3 separate regions of the Homo sapiens genome follow, and regions 1 and 2 are each linked to region 3. The links are chromatin contacts, found by Hi-C or POLR2A ChIA-PET in ENCODE. All regions are on one chromosome and are shown on one strand. The core of a region is the stretch at or near the end of the contact, and the rest is flanking DNA. Distances in the headings are between cores, read along the strand shown. Region 1 holds the start of ADCY7 (adenylate cyclase 7). Region 2 overlaps NOD2 (nucleotide binding oligomerization domain containing 2). Region 3 overlaps CHD9 (chromodomain helicase DNA binding protein 9).

What was found. Hi-C counts contacts between places; a loop is a spot of excess contacts on that map. ChIA-PET counts read pairs that join two places held with the same protein, here RNA polymerase II (POLR2A). Pooled maps may share reads with other maps.
Region 1: POLR2A ChIA-PET joins it to region 3 with 12 read pairs in activated B cell. The contact joins the promoter of ADCY7 here to the enhancer-like site in region 3. A Hi-C loop is called at or near these places in 1 of 37 single-sample maps with no recorded cell type and 2 of 50 pooled maps. POLR2A ChIA-PET finds 5 or more read pairs at or near these places in 1 of 52 experiments (activated B cell).
Region 2: a loop to region 3 is called in a pooled map, with 5 times the contacts of the local background. The contact joins two enhancer-like sites. A Hi-C loop is called at or near these places in 2 of 37 single-sample maps with no recorded cell type and 3 of 50 pooled maps.

Annotation. Positions count from the first base shown.
Region 1 is chr16:50,264,912-50,268,446 of GRCh38, reverse strand. ADCY7 (adenylate cyclase 7) reads right to left here and starts at 1,896. Exons shown (of 26, transcript NM_001114.5): 1 at 1,767-1,896. RefSeq lists enhancers at 2,124-2,213, 2,159-2,752.
Region 2 is chr16:50,707,100-50,710,436 of GRCh38, reverse strand. It overlaps NOD2 (nucleotide binding oligomerization domain containing 2), which reads right to left. Exons shown (of 12, transcript NM_001370466.1): 3 at 2,477-2,582. Among named protein-coding and RNA genes, the nearest start is that of NOD2, 15 kb to the right of the region's middle. RefSeq lists silencers at 207-412, 821-1,030. Within about 2 kb of position 1,541, at least 7 of the 41 ENCODE cell types and tissues checked have a DNase peak (open chromatin) inside an H3K27ac peak, as active enhancers do.
Region 3 is chr16:53,060,605-53,064,207 of GRCh38, reverse strand. The region is part of intron 1 of CHD9 (chromodomain helicase DNA binding protein 9); the gene reads right to left. Among named protein-coding and RNA genes, the nearest start is that of CHD9, 7.4 kb to the right of the region's middle. RefSeq lists enhancers at 1,993-2,352, 2,613-2,662, 2,773-2,832 and a silencer at 3,357-3,583. Within about 2 kb of position 2,139, at least 14 of the 41 ENCODE cell types and tissues checked have a DNase peak (open chromatin) inside an H3K27ac peak, as active enhancers do.

The DNA.
Region 1 (3,535 bases), core at 647-3,146, 2.8 Mb after region 3:
CATGGGTGACAGAGTGAGATCCTGTCTTAAAAAAAGAAAAGAGGCTGGGGGTGGTGGCTCACACCTATAATCCCAGCACTTTGGGAGGTCGAGGTGGATGGATCATTTGAGGTCAGGAGTTTGAGACCAGCCTGGCCACCATGGTGAAACCCCGTCTTTACTTTACTAAAAATACAAAAATTAGCCAGGTGTAGTGGTGTGGTAACTGTAGTCCCAGCTACTCAGGAGGCTGAGGGAGGAGGACGGCTTAAGCCCAGGAGGCAAAGGTTACAGTGACCCAAGAGGGTCACTACTGCACTCCAGCCTGGGCAACAGACAGAGACTCCATCTCAAAAAATAATAATAAATAAAAATAAGAAAGAAAGAAAATACCACCGGAGACGCTACCTCCACAAAGCTCACACCTGCCCTTCTGAGGGCCACAGAATCTGGAACAATCTGAGAGCCTCCCCTCCCCCACACTCTGCACCAGGAGCTGCAGGTAAACCTTGGGAACCCAGGGCCTCTGGAGGTGGGAAGACAGACAACTGGGTGGGAAGCGAAGGCTGTGCAGCAAACGCCTTCCTGAGCTGCAGCCCCCTCAGCCTCCTGCACTTCCTGCAGGGCTGGCACTTGGCACTTCCTCTCAAATTGGCTGGCTTGTCACTTTTATGTCTCCTTTGGCCTCGTCTAAGACAATAATACAGTCATGATGTCACAATGGCAATGTCCTATTTACAGATTTTTTTTTCCCCAAGACAAATACTTAGATTTTAAACATGTCCTTCCACACACAGGCTAGAACCCCCTGTGATTCCCTGGGCAGCCCGGTCCTCACTCCGAGAAACACTGGTGTTGAGTCCACCCCTCACAGCCTCCATCTGCAAGATGGTGATGCTAGTGAAGGCCCACGGTCACATAGCCCTTCCAGACACATCCAGCCCACACTGGCTGCCCGTCCAGGCCTTGGACCCAGGGCCCCTGTCGTAGGTGGCTCGGCCTGGCCCCTACCTCCAGGCCCTTGGCTTCCCCCTCCCGGCCCTCCCTTCTCCTCTCCAGCAATGGCTGTCCAGGGAGGAAGCCCCCAGCCACAGATGTCCCTGCCCTTGACCCTGATGTGATGACACAGAGAAGAGGCAACTGCCTCACCCTCTGTACATACATGTTTAGATGAATGCATAGAAAGCTCCAGAAAGACCCGCTCCAGAAAGACCCACTCCAGATGGCCCATGCGGTCCCTGGGGGATAGAGGAGAGGCATTGCAGGGAAAGGGAAACCAGTCTGCTTTTTGGAGGCATCTTGGTTTCCTGACCCTCAGGCATGCACTCCTTTCAGAGGTTTTGTTTGTTTTTTGTTTTATAATTTCATAAAATTAGTTGAATTGGCCTTCCCTTGCCAATGTTTCCTTTCATTGAGAAAAGTCATGTGTGCTTGTAAATGTAAAATTACACCCTCGAGAAGGAGTGTGGACATTTGAGAGTCTGTGGTTCCTAGAATTCCAGATGGAACGGGCCACATGTACAACATTGTGGTCACAACCGCACTTTCTTGTCAGGCTGGGAAAAGCCAGTGACAAGTCGCCTCTGGTCCCCTGTTGAAGGGCCGCCTCTCCCAGCCATCTGCCCAGTAGGCTCACGGAGCCTCCTACTCCCCCAGCCCAGACCCTGCCCAGTGCACTCCCAGGCCAGGCTGCCGGGTGAGCTGCTTCCCACCCACTGTCCAGCCCCGTCCCCTGGGGCTCAAGCCACTAGGACTGGTGACACTCCATCCCCACACCCCACTTTTACCTGGCTCTCCTCCCCGGCCCCAGCAGCCGGCCAGGGTCTGCAGGGAGGTGGCCCGGCCCCCGCCTGCCCTTCCTCAGACGCGCCCAGGCTCACCCATCCGAAGGCTCCTTCCACGCTACCTAATGAGAGTGAGTCACATCTGGGACCCACCACTTCCTGCTCCGGCAGCGGCAGCAGCGGCGGCGGCGGCAGCAAGGCTAAGGCACAGCCCACAGCCCAGCCTCTCGGGGTGTGCAGGGCCCCCTCCCCCAGCCACAGTGCTGCTCTCCGCAGCCTGGGAGCTGCCAGGCCTGGGAGCTGTCGGGCTCCAATGACTTCATGGAAATTTGAAGCTTGAAGCTGGAACAATTTTGAAAAAATAATAATAAAACAAGCACCAAAAACCTCCATTAGAAGCCCCAAGACAACTGTTCAAAGTGGGGAGCAAATGCATCCTTAGTGAGCAATTAGCAATTAGCGGCCTGGCCTGAGCCTCCTGTGGGCTCTGACGCTCACAGACAGGCCCCCCGCGCCTTCCTGGGACTCAATTTCCCTATCTATGTAGTAAGGTGGCCCCGTCCACCTCTGAGAGGGGCCCAGGAGAGGTCAAAGATCTTCCAGCCCAGCCCACTGCCTCTCCATCTCACCTACGCTCCCATGCTGGGAGCAGGGCAGGGGCAGGCCCATCCTTGGGGCTCCTATTCCAAAATCAGAGTCCCTGGAGAGCCCCCAACATCCCTGGGCACCATGAGGCTGGGAATCAAACCCCAGCACCCCTTCTGCTATGCCAGGCCTCAGTTTCCCCACTGGGATCATGGGGCGCTCAGTGGCGAGGGAGCAGATCAGGAGAGGCTAAGAGGAGAGAGTGGAGACTCCCAAAACAGAGGGGGAGGCCTCCAGCCCGCTGGCCACAGCAGCACCTGGTCCTCAGGGAGCCCTTCTGAGCATGTGACTGGCATCCTGGGATTACGAGCTCCTCAAAGCAATGGTGTACCTCCTCCACCTCCCACATCCAGGGTCAGACACCCCTCTTCTGGTCTTCTAACCCCTGCACCTTCCTCCATCACAGCACCTCTGTGCTGTGACCACTGGTTGCTGGTCTGTCTTTCCTAGGTTATATCCTTGAGGAGGGCAGAGATGGGAGGGCAGCTGTAATATCAACAGCTGTGTCCCCAGCGTCCAGCCCCAGCTGGTCACAGAGTAGACATCCCACACATACTGATCAGGAGGAACTGAACATGTTAGGTGCTGTCTCTGTGCCAGGCCCCATGCAGGGAACTAGCAGGTGATCTAAGGTCTGCCATCTGGTGGAGACAGGCATAGGACTCACACAGGGTTCCAGGCTGCTCCAGAGGCCACAGGAGGGAGTGGGAGACCTCAGGGGATCCTCCCCATCAGGGTCGCCCTCCTATCAGCAAATGTCTCCCTAGCAAATGTCCCAGAGCAGAGAAGGAACAGACATCATCATCATCAAAAGAGGGGAAAGACAAGCCACTGACTAGGAGAAAGTCACATCCTATATGACTGACAAAAGACTCCTCCCTAGCATATATAAAGATCTCCCAGGCTTGGCATGGTGGCTCATGCCTGTAATCCCAGCACTTTGGGAGGCTAAGGTGGGCGGATCACCTGATGTCAGGAGTTTGAAACCAGCCTGGCTAACATGGCAAAATCCCGTTTCTACTAAAAGCACAAAAATTAGCCAGGCGTGGTGGCATGAGCCTGTAATCCCAGCTACTTGGGAGGCTGAGGCAGGAGAATCACTTGAACCTGGGAGGCAGAGGTTGCAG
Region 2 (3,337 bases), core at 292-2,791, 2.4 Mb after region 3:
CCATCCTGGCTCCTCCATTCACAAGCTGTGCACTTTGAGGACAGTCAAGGAAACTTCCTAACCCTCAGTTTCCACCTCTGTAAGGTGGGAGAAATGTTGGTCACTACCTCACAGAGTTTTACACGGATCAACTAAGATGACCTATGTCAAGTGCTTAGCACAGTGTAAGTGCTCAACACAAAGTAAGTGCTCAAAAGACATCAGTGACTGCCGTTATCATTACTGACACCAGGAGGAGTTCTAGATGACGGGAAGGGGCTCTGGGCTGGGATCGGAAGACCTGTATTCTGATATCTGTCCTGCCATAGTGGCCGGGTGGCTTTGGATAAATCCCTTCACCACTCAGCCTCAGGTGACTTTTTCTAAAGGGGAACAAAGGGCTTAAGGGCTCAGGAGCCCAGTCTCTGAAGCCAGACACACCTGAGTTTGAAAACCTGGGTCCACCATACACTTGGGCAAGCCATTTAGCCTTTCTGGGCCTCAGTTCTCTCATCTGTAAAAATGGGGACAATATACACCTGGAAGGATTTTTTCAGGAGGCAGCGAGATAAAATACAGTTTAAAAGAATATCTGACATGGCAAACTCTCAAAAAATGGTGCTTATTATCATTATTATTCATGGATATAGTAGGCACAACAATAGACCCTCAAAGATGTCCATGTCCGGATTCTCAGAACCTGTGAATATGTTACCTTACGTGGCAAAAGGAACTCTGAGATGTGATAAAGTTAAACTTCGAGATGGGGAGATGATCCTGATTGATCTGGGTGGACCTAGCAAGGGAAGGCCTCGGGGTCACCGGGGTGCCCCAGCTGAGCACTCGAACAAGAGTCTGTGATCCTGCCTCCACTTCCCCATCCTCCCCATGCACCCCATGCAGGGAGAGTTTTCATGCACGGGGTGTGTTTGGAAGGCCAGTGCTCTTCCTTTCTCATCCTGAAAGTAATGCAAGCAAACCATTTCCTGTGTCAGAGTTTAGTTCCCCTTTCAGGAAATGGGGAAGTGCTGGTTTAGCGTCCCAGGCTGGTAGGAGCTTGGCATGGTCCCCCGCCATCACAGCCTCACTGCCCCCAACCAAACACTGGCCCACTATTTTCAACCCAAAAACTAGCAAGTAATTTTCATAGAGCTCTGAGCTCACTGATGACTATCTGCAGTCACACAAAGGGGACGCCCTGTGTTTATGTCACCTCTGTTCCCAGAGTTGATGATTATTGCTGAGCTTTCTGCCCTCTGAATATACCAGGATCCCTGAACTTAGACCATAAGATAGATATCTTCCTCTCCAGTACATATCAGATATATATCTTCCTCTTCCGACCTGATTTCTGATGCAGGTTTTCCAGTCATCACCAATGATACTAAAATTCTCCAGAAAAAAAAAATGTCATTTTATAGAGAAATAAACACACCAATTGTCACCTTTAGAAGTGTGGGGAATCTTGCACCCTGGCCTGGTCTTACAGTGACTAGCTGTGCTTGATGATGTCAACAGCAAACCTCAACCAAGGGCCAAACCAGGGCCTGCACTCCGTGCCGCGCACCCTGCTGTGGCGCACTGATGTTTAGATCCTGTTCTTCAATGAGACGGTGCACTCGCGAGTGCCAGGCACAGACTTCCAGCCACCCCGCCCACAGGCTTGCTTGCTGCCCAGAGGACACAGCCCAGGGTGATAGACCCATCTGCCAGCACCACACACAGCTCAGGGGGCTTCAGTGCCAATGAGCTTTCCCTACAGTGGTGTAGGAACAAGCCCTAAAGAGTGCCAGGCTTGCACTCTCTCTTTACAACTGACATTTCTTCTCCCAAGAAAAGAGAAAGTGTAGGTGGGGACAATTTACAATCAGACCCATCTTCCCCTCCCTCGTCACTTAACCTCCCTGCCCAGTTTCCACATCTATAAGGTGGAAAAAAACACCACCTACTTCTCAGGGTTGTTGCAAAGGGTAGACATTGTCCATAAAGCACCTGGCAGGATGCCTGGTATGTTCAAGTGGTGCGGTCCAAGCCCCTCCTGTTCCTGAGTTTGGGTGGTGACCCTGGGCACTGAGGGATACCAGAGTCTCTAGATCCACTTGGTTCTTGAGTTTCCCATTGTGAGCTGCTAAATTTCAGAGATCAAGAGATACCAGCCCTAACTCAAAACATGTGTCCATATCTTTTCGGTACAGATAATGAGAGTTTGGATGGTAAGTAACACCTTTAGTTAGCCCTCAATATATGGTAGCCCAATTGTCAGTATACTGTGTGGGAGATAATGAAAGCTAATAGCTAACATTACACGCTTTTGTCCTTTTAATGCTCCCAAAATCCCAATGAGACGGGGTGGTGCTAGCCTTAAAACAAGGAAATTGAGTCATAGGGAGGCTATACTGCCAGCATATGGGATGTTAACCGAGGTGTGTTCTGCTCTTAACCATGGATCTGCACTGACTGCCCTTCCCTTTCTGATTAACTGAGAACATACACCTACCTTCCAAAGGCAGGGCCAATGGGACTGGTAATTCCTGAACATGTTGTAGAAGGAAGGCAGCCAATCCATTCGCTTTCACCGTGGCAAGATCAAGCAGCCTTCTTGCCTACAGGAAAGGCAGAAGACATTATTCTTCCAGGAAGGCTGATGGAGCAATGTGGGAAGGCTTACTGATTACTGCAACTTCATAAGCATCTCTCTTCCATCCAGAATAAAAGGTCAAAAAAACAACCGAACAACCACATGAGTTTCAAGTAGTTAATACAGTGTTGGATGGTGAATTGAACGCATGCATCCAATCTGGCTCCTACTCAAAACTCACTAAAACAGTGAATAACTGAAAAATAAATGAAACAAAATGAAGACATAAACCTACAAAGATAGGGAAAATGATTCTGCAGGCTGTAAATCATTTGGAAGAGAAGTGATTTCATCAAGTCTCATGGATTGAATATTTGAATACAATCTCTCCTCAGACTCCCACATCTTCATCTCCAGCCTGAACTGTCTCCCTGAACCCTGGACTTGCACATCCAACTGCCTATTTTCCATCTCCACTTAAAAGTTTCATAAACACCTCCAACATATTCAAAACTAAACTCCTAACCTGCCCATGCACCTGCCAAACCGACAGCCTTCCTCATCTTGGCTAATATTAACCCCTTTCTTCCAGGTGCTCTGCCCCGAAGTCTTGGAGTCACCCTTGAAGCCTCTCGTCTGTAATCTGCCAAATCCTGTTGACTCCACCTTCAAAGCATGTCCCAAAAAGGGCACTGTTCCACAGAAATGAAATGCAGGTCACAAATGCAAGCCGCATGTGGAATTTCAAATCCTCTAACAGACATATTTTTTAAAGTTAAA
Region 3 (3,603 bases), core at 890-3,389:
AATATCTGAAGAACTGTGGTGATGAAAAGGGAATAGATTGATCTTCTGAGGCTCTAAAGAAAATATGCCAACCAGGCCATATATGGTGGCTCATGCCTGTAATTCCAGAACTTTGGGAGGCTGAGGCAGGAGGATCATTTGAGGCCAGGAGTTTGAGACCAGCCTGGGCAACACAGCCAGACCTGTTTCTACCAAAAAAAAAAAATTAGCTGGGCATGGTGGCTCATAGGTCTGTACCCCCAGCTACTCTGGAGGCTGAGGTGGGAGGATGGCCAGAGCCTAGGAGTTTAAGCTTCAGTGAGCTATGATCACAACACTGGACTCCAGCCTAGGCAACAGAGTGAGATCCTGTCTTTCTTAAAAAAAAAAAAAAAAAAGGCCAGGCATGGTGGCTTATGCCTGTAATCCCAGCATTTTGGGAGGCCGAGATGGGCGGGTCACGAGGTCAGGAGATTGAGACCAGCCTGGCTAACATGGTGAAACCCCATCTCTACTAAAAATACAAAAAATTAGCCGGGCGTGGTGGCGGGCGCCTGTAGTCCCAGCTACTGAGGAGGCTGAGGCAGGAGAATGGCGTGAACCCGAAGGCGGAGCTTGCAGTGAGCCAAGATTGCGCCACTGCACTCCAGCCTGGGCGACAGAGCGAGACTCTGTCTCAAAAAAATAAAAATAAAAATAAAAAAATAAAGAAAAAGAAAAAGTATGGCAACCAAAGGGCAGTAGATACAGGGAGACAGAAAAAATGGGGAACCTTTTAGGGCAGTTTTCCCCTAACTTCAGTTATTCAAATATCACCTTCACATTTTGTGTGTGTGTGTGTGTGTGTGTGTGTGTGTGTGTGTGTGTGTGAAATTTATGAGAAGCAGCATAATTCTGCAATTTAGAGCACAAATCTGGAGCAGGACCACCTGGGTTTATTTTCCAGCTCATCACTTCCTAGCTATATAACTTTGGGCACGTTATTTAACTTCTCTATGCCTGTTTGCTCAGTAGTAACATGGGGCAAAGAGTCCCTACCTCAAATAGTACTTAACCCATATTGGTGAGGATTAATTGAATGATTTGAATGACGCATGGAAAGTGCTTAGAAGAGCATCCAGCACTTAGTAAGTACCCAGTAAGTGGTGGGTATTTTATACATATATATTTTTCTAATAAAATTCTTTTATTTTTTATTTTATTTTTTTGAGACGGAGTTTCACTCTTGTTGCCCAGGCTAGAGTGCAATGGCGCGATCTTGGCTCACCACAACCTCTGCCTCCCGGGTCCAAGCGATTCTTCCCTTAGCCTCCCGAGTATCTGGGATTACAGGCATGTGCCTGGCTAATTTTGTATTTTTAGTAGAGATGGGGTTTCTCCATGTTGGTCAGGCTGGTTTCAATCTCCCAACCTCAGGTGATCAGCCCTCCTTGGCCTCCCAAAGTGCTGGGATTACAGGCGTGAGCCATCGCACCCGGCTCCATAAATTTTTATTTTTAAATAATTGGGGTCTTCCTGGAGTGCAGTGGCATGATCATAGCTCACTGTAACCTCGAACTCCTGGGCTTAAACCATCCTCCCACCTCAGCCTCCTGAGTAGCTGGATTACAGGCATGCATCACTACACCCAGGTAATTTTTAAAATGTTTTGTAGAGATGGGGTCTCACTATGTTGCCCAGGCTGGTGTCCAACTCCTGGCTTCAAGTGACCTCCCTGCGTGTACCTCCCAAAGTATTAGGATTACAGGCATGAGCCACTGCACCTGGCCTATTATATTTTATTCTATCCTCATACCATTGATACTCTTATTTAATATTTTTCTTTAAATGGACACACGATTTATATACATTTATTTTAAGGGAAACGTTATATTACTACCATACATGAAAAGCCATGTACAGGTGGAAACTGTAAAGATAAACATAACAGCAAACAATGTTATTAGATTGTTACAGTTTTAACAATGTTATTAAATGGTCACACTTACTGTTGCCTCTTAAATGCCCTGAACTGGAGGACTGCTGTCTTTCCAATGAAAGAGGAGACAATCAAGTGTTACAGTAGCATTCTAGTACTTTGCCCAGACTTCTGTTGGCTGCAGTCAGAAGCAAGAGTCCCAGTCCCACAAGTTGGAGGAAGTGAAAGGCCAGCGTGGGTGGAGCACCTGCTCTGGGGAGAGAGGGCAGCCCCAGGGGTGAGAGGCGGGCAGAGCAGGATCAAAGAGACAGCTCAAAAGGGAAAAATCCCTTTCCCATTCTGAGACTTTGTGCTCTTGGGTACCATGTCTCTCTCTGTGCCACACCAAAGCCATCTCACAAGACCCCTTGTGGTATGAGTTGCACATCTTAGAAAGCAAAGTCAGAAACACTTTGTTGGAGACACTATGGGTGCCCCACCCATACTCCTCAGCTCACCCGAGGTTACCTGCAGACATTTCCAGATGCCCTGGGCTACCTTTCACTTCTGCTTTAAGTTATTTTCTGGCTTCAGGGTGTGCACAGCAGACAGTTAGCAAGACAACCCTCAATAATGAGGTATGAGAGTCGAGGATATACCCCAGTCTCCCTGCCTTTTCGTGGGACACTTCTGAAATATTTTCTATAGTCTCGCTAAGGGTCCCTGAGGGATGGAGACCCAATTGCCCAGTGGTAACTCACTCATCAACACCTTTTTTATTGGCTTTTCTCCCTTTCTCGGTTAATTTCACTCTCACTGGGCTTCCTGGGATCATTTCCGAAATACATTTCTGGCACCTGAATCCTTTTCTCGTGATCTGCTTTGGGGGAAACTACAACTATGACACAGCTTTAAACTTCTGTCAGTGGAATGAGTTGCCCAGTGAGATGTGAAGTTCCATCTTACTGAGGACTCAAGAAATGGCTGACAATGTTCAATGGAGATTCACAGGTCAGGTAAAGACTCAAATCAGATGAACACTTAGTATTCCTTTTGTGTGTCTGTCTTTTTTGTTTGTTTTTTTGTTTTAAAGAGACAGCATCTTGGCCAGGCGAGGTGGCTCATGCCTGTAATCCTAGCACTTTGGGAGGCCAAGGCGGGTGAATCACCTGAGGTCAGGAGTTCGAGACCAGCCTGGCCAACATGGCGAAACCCCATCTCCACTAAATACACAAAAATTAGCCAGGCATGGCAGTGGGCACCTATAATTCCAGCTACTTGGGAAACTGAGGCAGGAGAATCGCTTGAACCCGGGGGGGCGGAGGTTGCAGTGAGCTGAGATCATGCCATTTCACTTCAGCCTGGGCAAAAGAGTGAAACTCCGTCTCAAAAAAAAAAAAAAAAAAAAAAAGAGACAACATCTTGCCCTGTCACCTAGGCTGGAGTGCGGTGGTGCAATCATGGCTCACTATAGTCTCAAACTCCTGGTCTGAAGTGATCCTCCCCCGTCAGCTTCCCAAGTAGCTGGGGCTGCAGGTGCATGCCACCATGCCCAGCTAATTTTCGTTTGTTTTTTGAGACAGGGTCCCCCTCAGTTGCCCAGGCTGGAGCGCAGTGGCATGATCATGGCTCATTGCAACCTCAAACTCCTCAGCTCAATTGATTCGCTTACCTCAGCCTCCTGAGTAGCTGGGACTACAGGTGCACCACCACACCTGGCTAATTTT